Regions from separate parts of the Homo sapiens genome. Here region 2 is linked to region 1. A link is an interaction called in ENCODE POLR2A ChIA-PET data of the cell type or tissue named here. Cell type or tissue: PC-9. All regions are shown on one strand. Each heading gives the region's core, and the rest is flanking DNA. Links, peaks and the distances in the headings are about the cores only. Region 1 overlaps MANBA (mannosidase beta). Region 2 overlaps MANBA (mannosidase beta).

Region 1 (7,610 bases), core at 793-5,792:
TTTTTTATTTTTATTTTTTTGTAGAGATGGAGATCTTACTATGTTGCCAAGGCTGGTCTCAAAATCCTTAGCTCTAGCAATCCTCCTACCTTGGCCTCCCAAAATGCTGAGATTACAGGCGTAAGCCACCACACTGGCCGGTTCTCTCTGCTTTTACCCTTTCTAGAAAAGTAACCTGAAGTAATCTGATGTTAATCAATCAGTTTTTTTCCTACTGTTCTGTTTCTTTGTTCCTTACAAAACCCACTATTCTTCCATGGCCCCATGAAAGTGCTCACTGTATTTTGTAGAATGGATGCTTTCCTGATTCATGAATCACAAATAAAAAACAATTTGATCTTTAACTACATTTGTTGTAATTTTGTCTTTTGACATGGAAAAGAAAAAACTATGGAGACAGTGAAAGGATCAGTGGTTACCATAGGTTAAGCAGAGGAGAAGAATGAATAAACAGAGCACAGAGAATGTTTATGGCACGGAAATTATTCTTTACAATATTGCAATGGTGAATACAAGTCATTATACATTTGTCCAAACCCACAGCATGTACAACCAAGAATGAACCCTAATGTAAAGTGTGGACTTTGACTGATAAAGATGTGTCAATGTCTGTTCATTGATTCTAACAAATGTACCACTCTGGTGGGGAATGTTGAAGAATGGGATGCTGTGCATGCAAGGAGGTAGGAGGTTATGTGAGAACCCTCTGTACTTTCTGTTCAATTTTGCTGTAAACCTACAAAGTCTACTCTTCCGGGGGAGAAGGGCAGCAGCGTGAGAGTTGGCTCTGAAGAGTGGTGAGTCAGAAGAGACCTCAGGCAGCAAGCGACTTGGGCCATGGCCTCTGACCTAGACTTCTCACCTCTGGAGGTGCCTGAGCCCACTTTCCTGGAGAACCTGCTATGGTACGGACTCTTCCTGGGAGCCATCTTCCAGCTCATCTGTGTGCTGGCCATCATCATACCCATTCCCAAGTTCCACGAGGTGGAGGCTGAACCATCTGAGCTCAGAAGTGCTGAGGTGACGAGGAAGCCCAAGGCTACTGTTCCTTCTGTGAACAAGAGGCCCAAGAAAGAGACCAAGAAGAAGCGGTAGAAGAGGAGGCCCGAGGAGCCAGACAGGCAGGGAGAGGGCCTTGGGGACAGCCCTCCTGGGAATCTATATCCTGTTCCCCCTCTCCATCCCAGGTTCAGGGTCTGAGGAGGCTGTGACACCCTCTGACCTCAGAGATCTAGACAGTCATGACAGTCCCCAGGCTCCAGCTGTGCAGTCCACCACTTCCTCTTCCTTCTGCTTCTGTGATGGTTTAGAGTCAAGGGGACTGAAACACACTGTGACTGTATTAGGAGGTTTGTTTAGAAGTTGGGTCAGCTCACAGAGTCACATTTTCTTACTTAGTCATGTGTCCAGCCTTGAGTCACCCCCTCCTTGTGAGTTTACATTACATTTTGGAGTCATTATCTAATGCTGACAAGCCCACCCTCTCCCATTATTTGTGCACTACAGATCTCCTGCTAATCAGTCACCTTTTTTGCTGCTGTGTAGACAGAGCCAGGCCTCACCTGTTTGTTTAGGCCAAAACGCCATGGCCATGCAATGTTAGTGATCCCACTAGCTGCGACAGCCAGGCCCAGAAAATGCCTGACATGAGAGCCAGCAGACAGCCCAGGCCAGGGTAGGCAGTGCCTGCTTCTGCTCTATCAGGTGCAAGGGATTTGGCTGAAGGCATGCATATTTCCTGGACACAAACTTCCTGAGCTTCTGAAATGGGAGGCTCATCAATTTCAGACCAACCTCTTTTCAACCCTTCAACCCATCATAGCACGTTCAAGGTGTGCCTTTTACTTCCACCTGTACATCCCCCATTCCTTCAATTCTTTCATTCCCTAACCAGAGAGAGTTCCTGGGGGAAATGTGGCGAATAAACTGCATGCATGCTGAAAAAAAAAAAAAAGAAAGAAAAGTCTACTAAAAATTTTTCTCTTACTAAGAGAAAATACCAAAAAAAAAAAAAAAAAGTTATAGAGGCTTAAATTACATTTAAAATAACTATTCCAAAGGCCAATCAACCAACCTAATTTGGTTCCAGGTTGGTCTGACCCTATTTGATCATACTGAAATTCTGAGCCTTATTTATAGCAAACAGCAGCTCAGGGTTACCTCTCATGACTAAGGACCCATGTCAGCCTGAGTTGTTAAGCAAACCCATGAACCCTAAAACAAATAAAAGTATCATTTGTCAACCATTTACTATACATCAGCCTCTAAAGTAGGCACTCATACACTCTTATCTTCATAATAAACACGTACAGTAAATACCATTTAATAGAGGAAGAAACTAAAGCTCCAAAAAGTGAAGTAGCTTTCCTGAGGTGCCACAACTAAGCAGAAGTATGTACACTGAGGAAAGAAACCAATCTAGTCTAACACCAAGGTCTGAATTTTTTGGACTATACTACAATGCCTCATGCTACATATACTTACACGTTTATACCAGCTGGTAACTGCAACAACAATAATAATAGTTAAAAGTTACTGCCTGTGACCCTAGTGGGGTAGGTACTATTATCATACCCATTTACCAACAAAGACTCTAAAGCTCAACTCAAATGGCTATTAAGTGGTGGAGGACTGACTCAGAACCAGGAAAGATGGCTCCAGGGTCCATATACTTAGTCATTACCTAGTACTACCATTAACATCACAACACCACCAATAGTTACAATGTCAGTGCTTATAAAGCAGCAGCCATGAAATAAACATGCCGTGTGTGCCTCGGCTAGTGATTTATAATTGATACTTACCATATTTACTATGTTTACTGTACATCAACAAACCATGTGTCATCAGAGCATGCAAATGACAATATCATCAGTCTCATTTTCTCAGTAAGCTTCTGGACTCCATCATTATACCTGATTATAGATACAGAGACTACTTAACCAGGTATAGCTTTTCCACTCCCCAGTTCTGCTTCAGACCAATGTCAGACTTTACCCCAGATACAATTACTTCGAATAGAATTAAATGGAGAAAGTTTTTTCAACTATCTTGTTTACAGGCGTTGTTTTCTTAGACACTTGGGCAAAAATAAATAAATAGATGTTAAGAAAACACTTATCAAAAACAAGCAAAATGTGGATTAGGATACATAATTATCTGGCAAACTGAGATAAAACGGCAGATAGGAGACAGGACTAACATGCAGCTCCCACTTGGATGAACAGAACAGCATGTGGAGACTCACACTGTGAATTTTTGCTCCAAGAACCACCACAGGAACATACCGGGAAAACCAAAAGAATTCAAGACCCTTTGAAACAAGTGGTTTGCCACTGCAAATTCTGTGAAACAGCCAAAAACTGTGAGTTCCCAAAGTGTGAGAGGGAAAAATGTCTGCCTCCAAACACACATCCCCTCTGGGAACCTGAAAATTCAGATCACGGGAGAAGGATTTAACCTTACCTAGAGCTGAAATGGATTTCAGGAGCCAAGCAAAATATAATAGTACCGAGAAAAGAAGCACCGGAAAGAGCGAGTCCCCAGCTTGAGTCCAGGGAAGCCATTCCTGGCCTATCTCACAGAGGTCTTTGGGGAAGGGAAGGCACCCAGCAGAACTGGAGGGGAGTCACAGGGTGAAGGAAGCTCCCGGCTGAACTTTGTAATATTTTCGACAAGCATGAATTTTCCTGAGCAGAATCCAGGAGCTTGGGGGTGGTGAACAGGAAGAACAGATATGAGCACAGCCAAAGGTGTGAGCAGGTGGGGAGGGGTGAGGCCTGAGAGCCATGTTTGCTTTCTCAGCAGGGAGGCTTATAGCCTGGGGCAAGATCTCAGTCCTGCTCACCGGCTGCCTGGATAGGAACTGATATAAAGTCAGTGCTGTTGGGGGGGCACAGTAGGAGTGAGACTGGCCTTGCTGGCTTCATGGAAGATGGGTAAGGCCTGTGGTGTTTTTTTTGTTTGTTTGTTTTTTTTTTGAAATGGAGTCTCGCTCTGTCACCCAGACTGGAGTGCAGTGGCACGATCTCTGCTCACTGCAAGCTCCGCCTCCCGGGTTCACACCATTCTCCTGCCTCAGCCTCCTGAGTAGCTGGGACCACAGGCGCCCGCCACCACGCCTGGCTAATTTTTTGTATTTTTAGTAGAGACAGGGTTTCATCGTGTTAGCCAGGATGGTCTCGATCTCCTGACCTCGTGATCCGCCCGCCTCGGCCTCCCAAACTGCTGGGATGACAGGCATGAGCGACTGCGCCCGGCCGGGTAAGGCCTGTCAGTGCTGGCTTTTCCCTAGCGAACTGTATGATGCAGCAGAGGCAATCATAATCCCCCTGGCAACATAATTCCATTAGCCTGAGAACCCCATAGTGGCCATGGCAGGCCCCACCCAAAAAGAGTCTGAGCTCAGACCCTAACCCTGTCCTCACCTGATGGATTTTCTCTACCAGACCTGGTCGCCAAAGACAAATGACATAAACCCTTGGGACCTCTATGGTCCTGCCCATCACCTGAGAAACCCAAGTACTCATCCTGGCCAATGTAGGGCAATATTATATCCCCCCTTCTGCTACTGCAGCTAGTGCTTTCTTGACAGGGCCACCTCCTGGCTGGAGACCAATCAACTCAAACTGATAAAAGAACAACCCTGCTCTAAAGAAGAAAACAACTAATTCCACTGCCTAAAGAAGAAAACAACTAATTCCACTGCCTGCAATATCCTGGTTAACCAGAAGTACTGAGTCTGTTCACATGACAACTTCACTGCTAGCATAACCAGCATTTGAGAAAGCCAGTGCACTAAATGAAGCTACAACCAAGGACTCCCACTTTACTCCCCTGCCACCTCCACTGGAGCAGGTGCTGGTATCCATGGCTAGGAGACCTGAACGTGGATCACATCACAGGACTCTTGGCAGACAGTCCCCAGCATCAGCCTGCAGGCCAGTAGCTCCGCTGGGTGGCTAGACTCACAAGGGCAATAACAATCACTGCAGTCTGGCTCTCAGAAATCCCCGTCCCTAGGGGAAGGGGGAGAGCATCTCATCAAGGGAATACCCCATGGGACAAAACAATCTAAACAGTAACCCTTGAGTTCCAAATCTTTCCACTGAAACAGTCTACCCAAATGAGAAGGAACCAGTTAAAGTAATTCTGGTAATATGACAAAACAAGGTTCTATAACACCCCCAAAAGATCACACTAGCTCTCCAGCAATGGATCGAACCAAGAAGAAATCTCTGAACTGCCAAATAAACAATTCAGAAGGTTGATTATCGGGTTACTCAAGGAGGCACCAGAGAAAGGTGAAAACCAACTTAAAGAAATTTAAAAAACAATAAAGGATATGAATGAAAAGGTCTCCAGAGAAACAGATATCATAAAGAAAAAACAATCACAACTTCTGAAAATGAAAGACATACTTAGAGAAATGCAAAATACACTGGAAAGTTTCAACAATAGAATCGAACAAGGGAAGAAAAAAGATAAATGAAACAAAAACTGGCTCGGTGAAAAGATAAATGAAATTGATAGACCACTAGTGAGATTAATCAAGAAGAGAGAAGATACAAATAAGCTCAATTAGAAATGAAATGGGAGATATTACAATTGATACCACAGAAATACAAAAGATCATTCATGGCTACTATGAACATCTTTATGTGCACAAACTAGGAAACCTAGAGGAAATGGATAAATTCCTGCAAATATACAATCTTCTCAGATTGAAACAGGAAGAAATAGAAACTCTCAACAGACCAATAACAAGTAGTGGTGTTGAAAGAGTAATTTAAAAATTGCTGACCAAAAAAAAGTCCAGGACCAGATGGATTCACAGCTGAATTCTATCAGACATTCAAAGAAAGATTGGTACCAATCCTACTGAAAATACTCCAAAAAATAGAGAAAGAGGGAATCCTCCCTAAATAATTATATGAAGCCAGTACTATCACCTACCAAAACCAGAAAAGGACATAACATACAAAAACTACAGACCAATATCCCTGATGAGCATAGCTGCAAAGAGCCTCAACAAAACACTAGCTAACCAAATCCAACAGGATACCAAAAAGATAATACACCATGATCAAGTGGGTTTCATACCAGGGATGCAGGTACATATGCAAGTCAATAAATGTGATACACCACATAAAAAAGAATTAAAAACAAAAATCATATTATCAACTCAGCAGATGCAGAAAAAGCATTTGACAGAGTCTAGCATCCTTTATGATTAAAATCCTCAGCAAAATTGGCATAGAAGGGACATACCTTCAGGAAATAAAAGTCATCTGCAACAGATCCACAGCCAACATTGTACTGAACAGGGAAAAGTTGAAAGTATTCCCCCTGAGAACTGGAACAAGACAAGGATGCCCACTTTCACAACTTCTCTTTGACATAGGACTGGAAGACATGGCCAGAGCAATCAGACAAGAGAAAGAAATAAAGGGCATCCAAATCAGTAAAGAGGAAGTAAAACCGTTGCTGTTCACTGATGATATGATCATATACATAGGAAACCCTAAAGACTCATCCAAAGAGTTCTTAACCTGATAAATAAATTCAGCAAAGTTTTGGGATACCAAATCAACGTACACAAATCAGTAGCACTCCTATACACCAACAGCGACCAAGCTGATAATCAAATCAAGAACTCAACCCCTTTTACAATAGCTGCAAAAAATAAAATAAAATACTTAGGAATATACCTAACCAAGGACATGAAAGACCTCTACAAGGAAAACCATGAAACACTGCTAAAAGAAGTCATAGATAACACTAACAAATGGAAACACATCCCATGCTCATGAATGGATAAAATCAATATTGTGAAAATGACCATACTGCCAAAAGCAATCTACAAATTCAACTCAATTCCCATCAAAATACCATCATCATTCTTCACAGAACTAGCAAAAGCAAACCTAAAATTCATATAAAACTCAAAAGGAGCCTGCATAGCCAAAGCAAGACTATGCAAAAAGAACAAATCCTGAGATATCACATTACCTGACTTCAAACTATACTATAAGGATATAGTCACAAAAACAGCATGCTACAAGTACAAAAACAGGAACATAGACCAGTGGAACAGAATAGAGAGCCCAGAAATAAAGTCAAATACTTACAGCCAACTGATCTTTGACAAATGAAAGAAAAAAATAAAGTGAGGAAAGGACACCCTATTCAACAAATGATGCTGGGATAATTGGCAAGACACATGTAGAAGAATGAAACTGGATCCTCATCTCTCACCTTATATAAATAAATATCAACTTGATAGATCAAAGTCTTAAATCTAAGACCTGAAACCATTAAAAAAAAATCTAGAAGATAACATCAGAAAAACTCTTCTAGACATTGGTTTAGGCAAAGACTTCCTAAGAACCCAAAAGCAAATGCAACAAAAACGAAGATAAATAGATGGGACCTAACTAACCTAAAAAGCTTCTGCACAGAAAAAGAAATAATCAGCAGAGTAAACAGACAACACACAGAGTGGGAGAAAATCTTCACAAACTATGCAGCCGACAAAGGACTAATATCCAGAATCTACAAGGAACTCAAACAAATTAGCAAGAAAAATCAAATAATCCCATCAAAAAGTG
Region 2 (7,610 bases), core at 1,113-6,112, 110 kb before region 1:
AAATACACATGCTTCTCCACTTACAATGGGGTTATGTCCTGATAAACCCATTATAAGTCAAAAGTGCACTTAATACCTTGATAAACCCATCATAAAGTCAAAAAGTCATAAAATCGTAAGTCAAACCATTGTTAAGTCTGGGACCTGTCTGTAACCAAAAGACAGGCAGAAAGTAGACAAATTTGCTCTGTGGATCTGAACCTTGTGATCCAGCTATGCTGGTGCTCAGCCTTTATTAGCCCTGGATCCATGGAAGAAACCAGAGCTCAGCAAACAGAGACGCCCTTTGGGTTCCTTCTTTCTCCTTCCACCCTTCCTCCTCACCTCCCTCCTTCCTCTTTCTCCCTTTCTCTCTCCCTGTGTCTATCTCTTCTCTCTCCTTTCCTTTCTCTCCTTTTCTCATTGTCTTCCTTTCTCTCCCTTCTACTTTTCTCTCTCCCCTCCGCTTTCTCTTTCTCTCTTTTCTCTCTCTCTTCCTTTCTCTTTCTCTCTCACCATTTCTTTCCTTTTCTCTCTCATTCTTCTTCTCTCCCTTCCTTTTTCCTTTCTCTTTCTCTCCTAGTCTCTTTCTCTCAACTCTTCTCTTTCTCTTTCTTTTTCTCTTTCTCTTTTTCTCTTTCTCCCACCTCTTTCCCCCTTCATCCCTCCCTTCTTTTCTTTCTCTTTATTTCCTTCTTTAAGGTACTTTCACATTCATGCATTCCTCTGGGGCACTGGCATCCAACTCCCTGAAGCCCAGAAGGTGAGGGGTTTGGGGAGCAGCCCTGCAAGTGTTTCCTTAGGCTCCCCTCGCCTCGCTGAAGGCAGCAAATGCCCTGTACTCTGGGGAAGCCTCCAGGAAGCCAGCACCCTGGCCCAGGGCAGTCCCTTCTGCACACCACTAGCCTCATTTCCTGAGCACAAGAGGCCTCTGCTGGAAGAAGCAGAACTTTGCACAATCATCCAACAGCTGGCTTGCCTATTGCTACTCAATTTTATTTTATTTTATTTTATTTTATTTTATTTTATTTTATTTTATTTTATTTTATTGCTTCTGTAAAATTGGAAAAACCTTACCAAAAAAAAGGAATTAGAAATTTCTTCAGCTTTCTGCCTGGATTTTTCTCCTTCAACTCAGTTCATGAAGCCTGTTGATTATTTTCCCTCAGTACAGAAGGCTTAAGTTGCTCTTTCCTTTTAGCAAGCGGAATCAAAGATTCTTAGGCCTGAACACTTCAGCCACCACCAGCCTTATCCTTTGAGGGATGATATTGATAAACCAACATTTATTGCATTTACTACATTTATATCTTTATTTTATTTAATCCTCACAGGAACACTGTGAGATAGTTATTACCATTAATCTCAACTTCAAGATAAGGAAACTGAGGCTTAGAGGTTAAGTGATTGGTCCAAGGCCAGTACCGGGAGGTTCAGTATCAGAGCATGAGCCCATAGCCCTTGCACCACATGCAGTCTTCACACTTACACACGCACGTGCATGCACACACAATTTGGATCTTTGACAAGGCAAAATTTCATTCATGTTTGTAAGTTGACTAGTTAAAAATCTTTTCATTCCAATACCAAAAATATGGGTAGGGAAGCATGCCAGTCACCCACTTTGGCTTGAGAGCTCATTGTAAAAGAGCAGGGGCCCTTCCTTCACCCACTTTGGCAATTTTTTTTTTTTTTTTGAGATGGAGTCTCGCTCTGTCGCCCAGGCTGGAGTGCAGTGGCGCCATCTCGGCTCATTGCAAGCTCCGCCTCCCGGGTTCACGCCATTCTCCTGCCTCAGCCTCCCGAGTAGCTGGGACTACAGGAGCCCGCCACCACGCACGGCTAATTTTTTGTATTTTTAGTAGAGACGAGGTTTCACCCTGTTAGCCAGGATGGTCTCGATCTCCTGACCTGATGATCCACCCGCCTCGGCCTCCCAAAGTGCAGGGATTACAGGCGTGAGTCACCGCTCCCAGCCCACTTCAGCAAATTATGTCCCCAACAGCCTTCCTCACTAGAGGCACCACTGCCACTGCAGCATCCCAGCACAAGGAAGTAGGTGACGCATCTCCCAACAGGACACCCAGGTGCCCACACTGCCCTCTCCAAGGCCCAGATATGTTTGACCTCAAAGACCCATGTCTTTATCCACGAGGATGCTTTTAATGATAAAATGAGAATGCCTGACTATAAGTGGGCTAAACAAATAAGGGCTTTAAAAAATACCATTACAAGATCAGCGATAGATACATCGATATTTTACATGGAATCTTTCCCTTTTTAAATGTTAGCATGTAATTCAACTTTTTAAAACACAGTCTAGACCATGACCTGCTGGTCAAATATGACCTAAATCTTCAGGATGACAAGGCAGGGTGCGGGGGGATCCAGGTCCTACCTGCTCCTCTCCCAGGCTCACTGCTGCCCCCGACACCTCCAGCTCTCCTGTCTGATGCTGTTCACAGCCACCACCCAATGCCTGCACACGTTCAGTTCTGCCCACCTCCCTAGATTTCTTCTGATGGCTTCACACAGAGGCAATGATGATTGTAATAGCTCACATTTGGTGGATAGTTATCATGTGCTATCAATAATCTGTGCATTATCTCCTTTATACCTCACAATTAACCTATGAAGCAGATACTGTTGTTATTGTTCCCATGTTTAAAGAAACTAAGGCACAGAAAGACTCAGTAGCCTGTATCCAATGAAGAACAGCCTGCTACTGGTGGATCTGGGACTGAAACACAAGTAAGTCCGATTTCAACGCCCACACCTTTAACTGCTGTATCAATTAGGATGCTTTGGGTTGTAAAATCAGAACACCTGACTACAAGATTAAACAATTAAGCCTTTATTTTTTACCACATTATAATAAGACCACAGTTAGATGGTTGCAGGGTTAATTTAGCAGCTAAACATCTCTGACACCCCCTGTCAAATATGTTTCTTTAAGATCACCAAAAAAAGGCTGCAGCAGCTCCAAGTGTCAGGCCCTCAAATAGCTTCTCAATTTTACCCAACAGCAGAGGGTTTTGCCTCAGGTCTATCCCTTATCAGGCAGGGAAACCTTCCCCCAGAAACCCCACATTAGACATCAACTTATGATTCATTCTTGAAATGTGTCATGGGCCTAACCCTACATCAATCACTGGCAATGGAGACTAGGATTAGAATAACAAATTATGATTCAGTCTCTGAGGCTGGACATGGCCACCTCTATTAGCAGAGAGGAGGAAGATCTGGCTGTGAGGTGGCCAGCCAACACTGTCTGCTCCAACTACTGGCAGTGGTCCAATAAATTTTACAAAACCAACAAAAAGTAACAGGAACAGAATCAGAACAAGGGGGTTGTTCCCACCTAAATTATGAGGCAGGGATGAGTGCTAGTTCTCAAACAGAAATTTTCGTGAGCCAGAATGTCTCATTTCCTGAGAGTTGTAGGTAACTTAGGTGTTACTATAATCATGTGTACTTGATCACTGCATAGCATGATGTGGCACACAGGGGAGCTCAATAAATCTTGTTTAAAGACAGAGACCAACCTAAGGGGTTAAGCAAACTTTTCTTTCATGGCAGGATTCAGTAACCCGTGTCTACAGAAATAAGGAGAGATATTTATAAGGAGAGATATTTATAAAACACGAAACAGTGATGCATTGGTCTTATCTTTGCTAAGTTCATTCACTGTTTGGCCCCACACAAGGACTTAAAGATGTCTTGGCAGGTTAGTTCACCCCCAGCTTGTAGATCACAGGCTCAGAGCCCCAACTACATAACCAGCTGATTTTGTGCTTTTCTTTCCTTATGTATTAATTACAATGAAGGTCTTTAAAGACTCATTTCTCAACTGAAATTTTTTCACTTATTTTTTACCATATACTTTCCAAAAAGCTTCCCTGAAGTATTGAACAAGATGGTGCCTTATCTAACATTGCTCCCCTGTCGCCATCACATTAACCTTAAGGACTTATCGCCAGCTGGAATTGCCTCGTTCGCTGGTTTAATGATCCATGAGAACTAGGACTTGTCTGCCTTTTTCATTGCCATACCCCCAGTGACAAGGACAATACCTGCCCAGAGTGGTCTGCAGTACATGCTTGATAAATGAATGAATAAATCCTTAAGTTAAACAGTGTCTAGGGGCAGAATATAAACATGTCTTAAGACAACACCGGTTTTGCCAGTGATTTTAAGGTTTTGTATGCTACTCTGGTTCATGCCTCTGATAAATCAATTAGAAAACAAGAATTCTCCCATTCACTTGAAAATATTACTGTCTTTTCTGCATAACCCTTTTAATTGCATGTGCTTATTGAATTAATAAGATTGCATTCAGTCAAGGCAGACTCTGGGGATGTTTTCAAATGCTTTGAATTTCCCACACAGACAATGCCTACCTGCTTTTCTCCCTAAATCTTACCAAGCTGGGGAATAAGTTTCATATCTGAGAGCCAGAGGTAGCCCAAGAGAATATTCTTTCTATCTCAGGTCTTTGTCACTTTAGGAATGTTAGGGAAACATATCTTTATTTCTCCTGCACTCCAGTTCACCTTCATTCCAACAGAGAACAAAATCTTTCTATTTATTTTCCAAGTGACTTCTCATGGTGTGAAAATGTCTCACAATGAAAAGTGAAGTAAGGAAAAAAAGAGAATAAGAAGAGTTATCGTGAATGTGAATGAGAAAATTATGATTTTTATTGTTCTCTCTGTTCTGAAATGGGAAGATATAATCCTGGGAACTGACCTCTCTTCATCCCACTCTCTCTGGAATGTGCTTTGCAAGAGCATATGACAGTAAGACCTGGTTCTGGTCTTTTTATCCTATTGTTCACACAACTAAGGATATGGTTTAGATATATGTCCCCATCCAAATGTCATGTTGAAACGTAATCTCCAATGTTGAAAGCGGGGCCTGGTGGAAGGTGTCCGGATCATAGGCACGGATCCCCTTGGTGATAAATGAGCTCTTGCTCTGAGTTCACAGGCGATCTGGTGGTTTAAAAGTGTGCGGCACCTCCCACCCACTCTCTCTCGCTTGCTCCTGCTTTCGCCATATGACATGCTTGTCGCTGCTTCGCCTTCTGCCCTGACTGTAAACTTTCTAAGGCTTCATCAGAAGCCAAGCAGATGCCCGGTGCGATGCTTCCTGTACAACCTGCAGAACTGTGAGCCAATTAAACCGCTTTTCCTTATAAATTACCCAGTCTCAGGTACAGCAATGCAAGAATGGACAAATACAACCACTAACAGAAAAACCCTATCAGAAACTCAAAGTCAAGAGTAAGTGCATCAGACTGTATTCCTGCATGGCAAGATAAATCTATGAAAACAGTAAAAATGACTAACTGTGCTGCCACACAAGAACTGCGGAAGAATGTTTTGGCTACTATTATTCCTTAATAGGAATAATATGTATACGGCACATTTCTTTTCTTTTAGAAGTTGTTGTCAGCATATATTTATGTCCTTTAATTTATTCTTCCCTTACAAATTATTCTTTTCTGGTATTATTTTCAGAAAGAATTTGCTGAAGAACTTACTTACCATTTGCCTCTCTTCACTTCATTTTTACTATTGCTTTCTGTACTAACTGGATGATAATGAATGTGATGTTAAAAGTACAATCACCATTTACTTAGCATTTTAATTTGTTCCAGACCCTATTTGTTAAGTCCTCACACCTACCTTTGAAGGTGAGGGATCATTAGCTCCATTTTACAGAGGTGGAAACCACAGTTCAAAAGGTTGAATTGTTGCCCAAGGACACACAGTCAGAAGCTTCAGTACCTGGATTTGAATCTAGAGACTGCGGCTGGAAGCCTCACCCTCTCCAGGACACCGAGCTCAGGCCCAGGATGATGCTTCCATTACAGAGCGTCACTATGTGCCAATCTGGGGCCCAGCCCTTGAGCTAAATTATTTTATTTATTCTTCAAAACAAACTTACAAGGTGGGTGTTACCACTCCCATTTAGCCACAAGAAAACTGAGCACAGGAAGTTAAGTAACTTGATTAAGGTTACAGAACTAGTAAGGGCAAACTACAAAGTAAACTCTGGCTCATCAGCTTGAAAGCCCCTTCTCAGGGCCCCTGGCAGAACATGCACAGGTGTCAAGAAGAGCAGTCCTCCCTGCCTCGCAGCAATGCTTTGCTAAAACAGGATTTACAATAGTCATAAGAACATGACATAATATTTACCAAGTAAGACTCTACGGAGTCCCAGCCCTAAGTCCCCTTATCCCCTTGATAAGGCTTTGTGTGTGTGTGTGTGTGTGTGTGTGTGTGTGTGTGTGTGTGTGTGTACATATAAAATGAGGATACTCTTAGATACTGAAGAAGACTGGATTGTCTGTAGTTACTTTTAGAGTCACTGAACATAATGCTTCTCATTTTTAAAACCAAAACCACTAATAATATCTTAATTTTAAAGCCAAACACTCTTTGCTGGTCCATTCTATAACCAATTACATGACTGTTTCCAGAGAAAACCTTTCACATGTCTTAGTTTAGATTCTTCAAACTCTCCCAGTTTACCAAGCAGAATAATAACGAGAACTAAATGGAAATTAGGGTCCAGCACAGTATTGGGCAAAATTGAATATTTATAGAACGGTTAAATAAGCCACAGATGAAATATCAAGTTGTCAATGTAATTTATATAACTTTTATTTTTATATAATTTCACATGTACAGAAAAATACCCATATACCTTTACCCAAATAGCTACCACCAAGAAATCTCTGTTGTAACATTTCAATCGCCATTCCCTCTGAAATAATAACAAAGCACTTTATTTGAGTATTCCGTATTCCCCAAAGCTAGCTGTGAAAGACCTACATCACCTCAAAACCTTCCATTTGGTTCCATAGATCCTGCCATGTCACATTCTTGTAACCAGCTGCAGGGCCATCTTGTTATAACTGGTTCATGTCCTGCTAAAGCTGAGAGGTGAAGGGCTAAAAACACAGTCCTGGCACAGATTCCAGGACACCCCGGCACAGGCTTGTTTGAGGACATTGCCTGGGTAAACAGCCTCCCCTGAAAGTGTTCAGTGTACAACTCTTCACAGAGCAATCGCTCAAATGCGTGGCAGCACGCAGACATGTCTCTCGGCTTCTCTCCTTGTCTCTGTTGCCTTCCTCTCCAGTCGGTGCTTTAGAAATGCTTTATTCCCATTGTCCACTGAAAATACAACCTAGATTCCTTCAGTAAATATCTGTTAAGGAGGTCACATGAAAAGATTGCTCCAACTCATTCTTGCTGGTGGGCTCCCAAGGGTAAAATAATATAGTTCGTGTCTTCTCAGTCATGAGGAAACCATTGTCACTAAATCTCCCTGGGATGCTTCCTACATCCAACCAAACAAAGGGAGCGACAGCTGAGGTCTCCAGGTCAAAAACAAATATGTCACCTTGCTGAGAGATGATGGCCTGAAAAAGAAAAAAAAAAATGAATGAAGTGAAGGATGAGGGAAGAGTTATATAGTCTGTATACAGTTCCTGTAAACATTTATGTGGGCTTAACAAGGAGTCCACTTCCCACAACTTTGGTTCTACAACTGCTAAAGTGCAGTTTCAAACACAAAACAATACATGGAAAATGACTACAGGCTATGGAACGTTACCA

What was found. ChIA-PET counts read pairs that join two places held together with the same protein. Peaks named below come from ENCODE experiments on the same cell type or tissue, not always from the same donor. Only the 100,000 strongest peaks of a DNase experiment are listed, where the experiment ranks them.
Region 2: POLR2A ChIA-PET joins it to region 1 with 6 read pairs; 1 of 35 experiments calls an interaction of 5 or more read pairs at or near these places.

The regions. Positions count from the first base shown.
Region 1 is chr4:102,733,521-102,741,130 of GRCh38, forward strand. The region is part of intron 1 of MANBA (mannosidase beta); the gene reads right to left. It also overlaps the pseudogene LOC100288914. Among named protein-coding and RNA genes, the nearest start is that of MANBA, 24 kb to the right of the region's middle. RefSeq lists an enhancer at 1,044-1,093. In PC-9, for the core only: no CTCF peak of the experiment used is centred there; a DNase peak (open chromatin) is centred at 3,791; H3K4me3 peaks cover 752 bases; H3K27ac peaks cover 2,099 bases.
Region 2 is chr4:102,624,868-102,632,477 of GRCh38, forward strand. It overlaps MANBA (mannosidase beta), which reads right to left. Exons shown (of 17, transcript NM_005908.4): 17 at 5,903-7,414. The coding sequence ends at 7,190. Among named protein-coding and RNA genes, the nearest start is that of NFKB1-AS1, 130 kb to the left of the region's middle. In PC-9, for the core only: no CTCF peak of the experiment used is centred there; DNase peaks (open chromatin) are centred at 3,174 and 5,994; H3K27ac peaks cover 2,186 bases.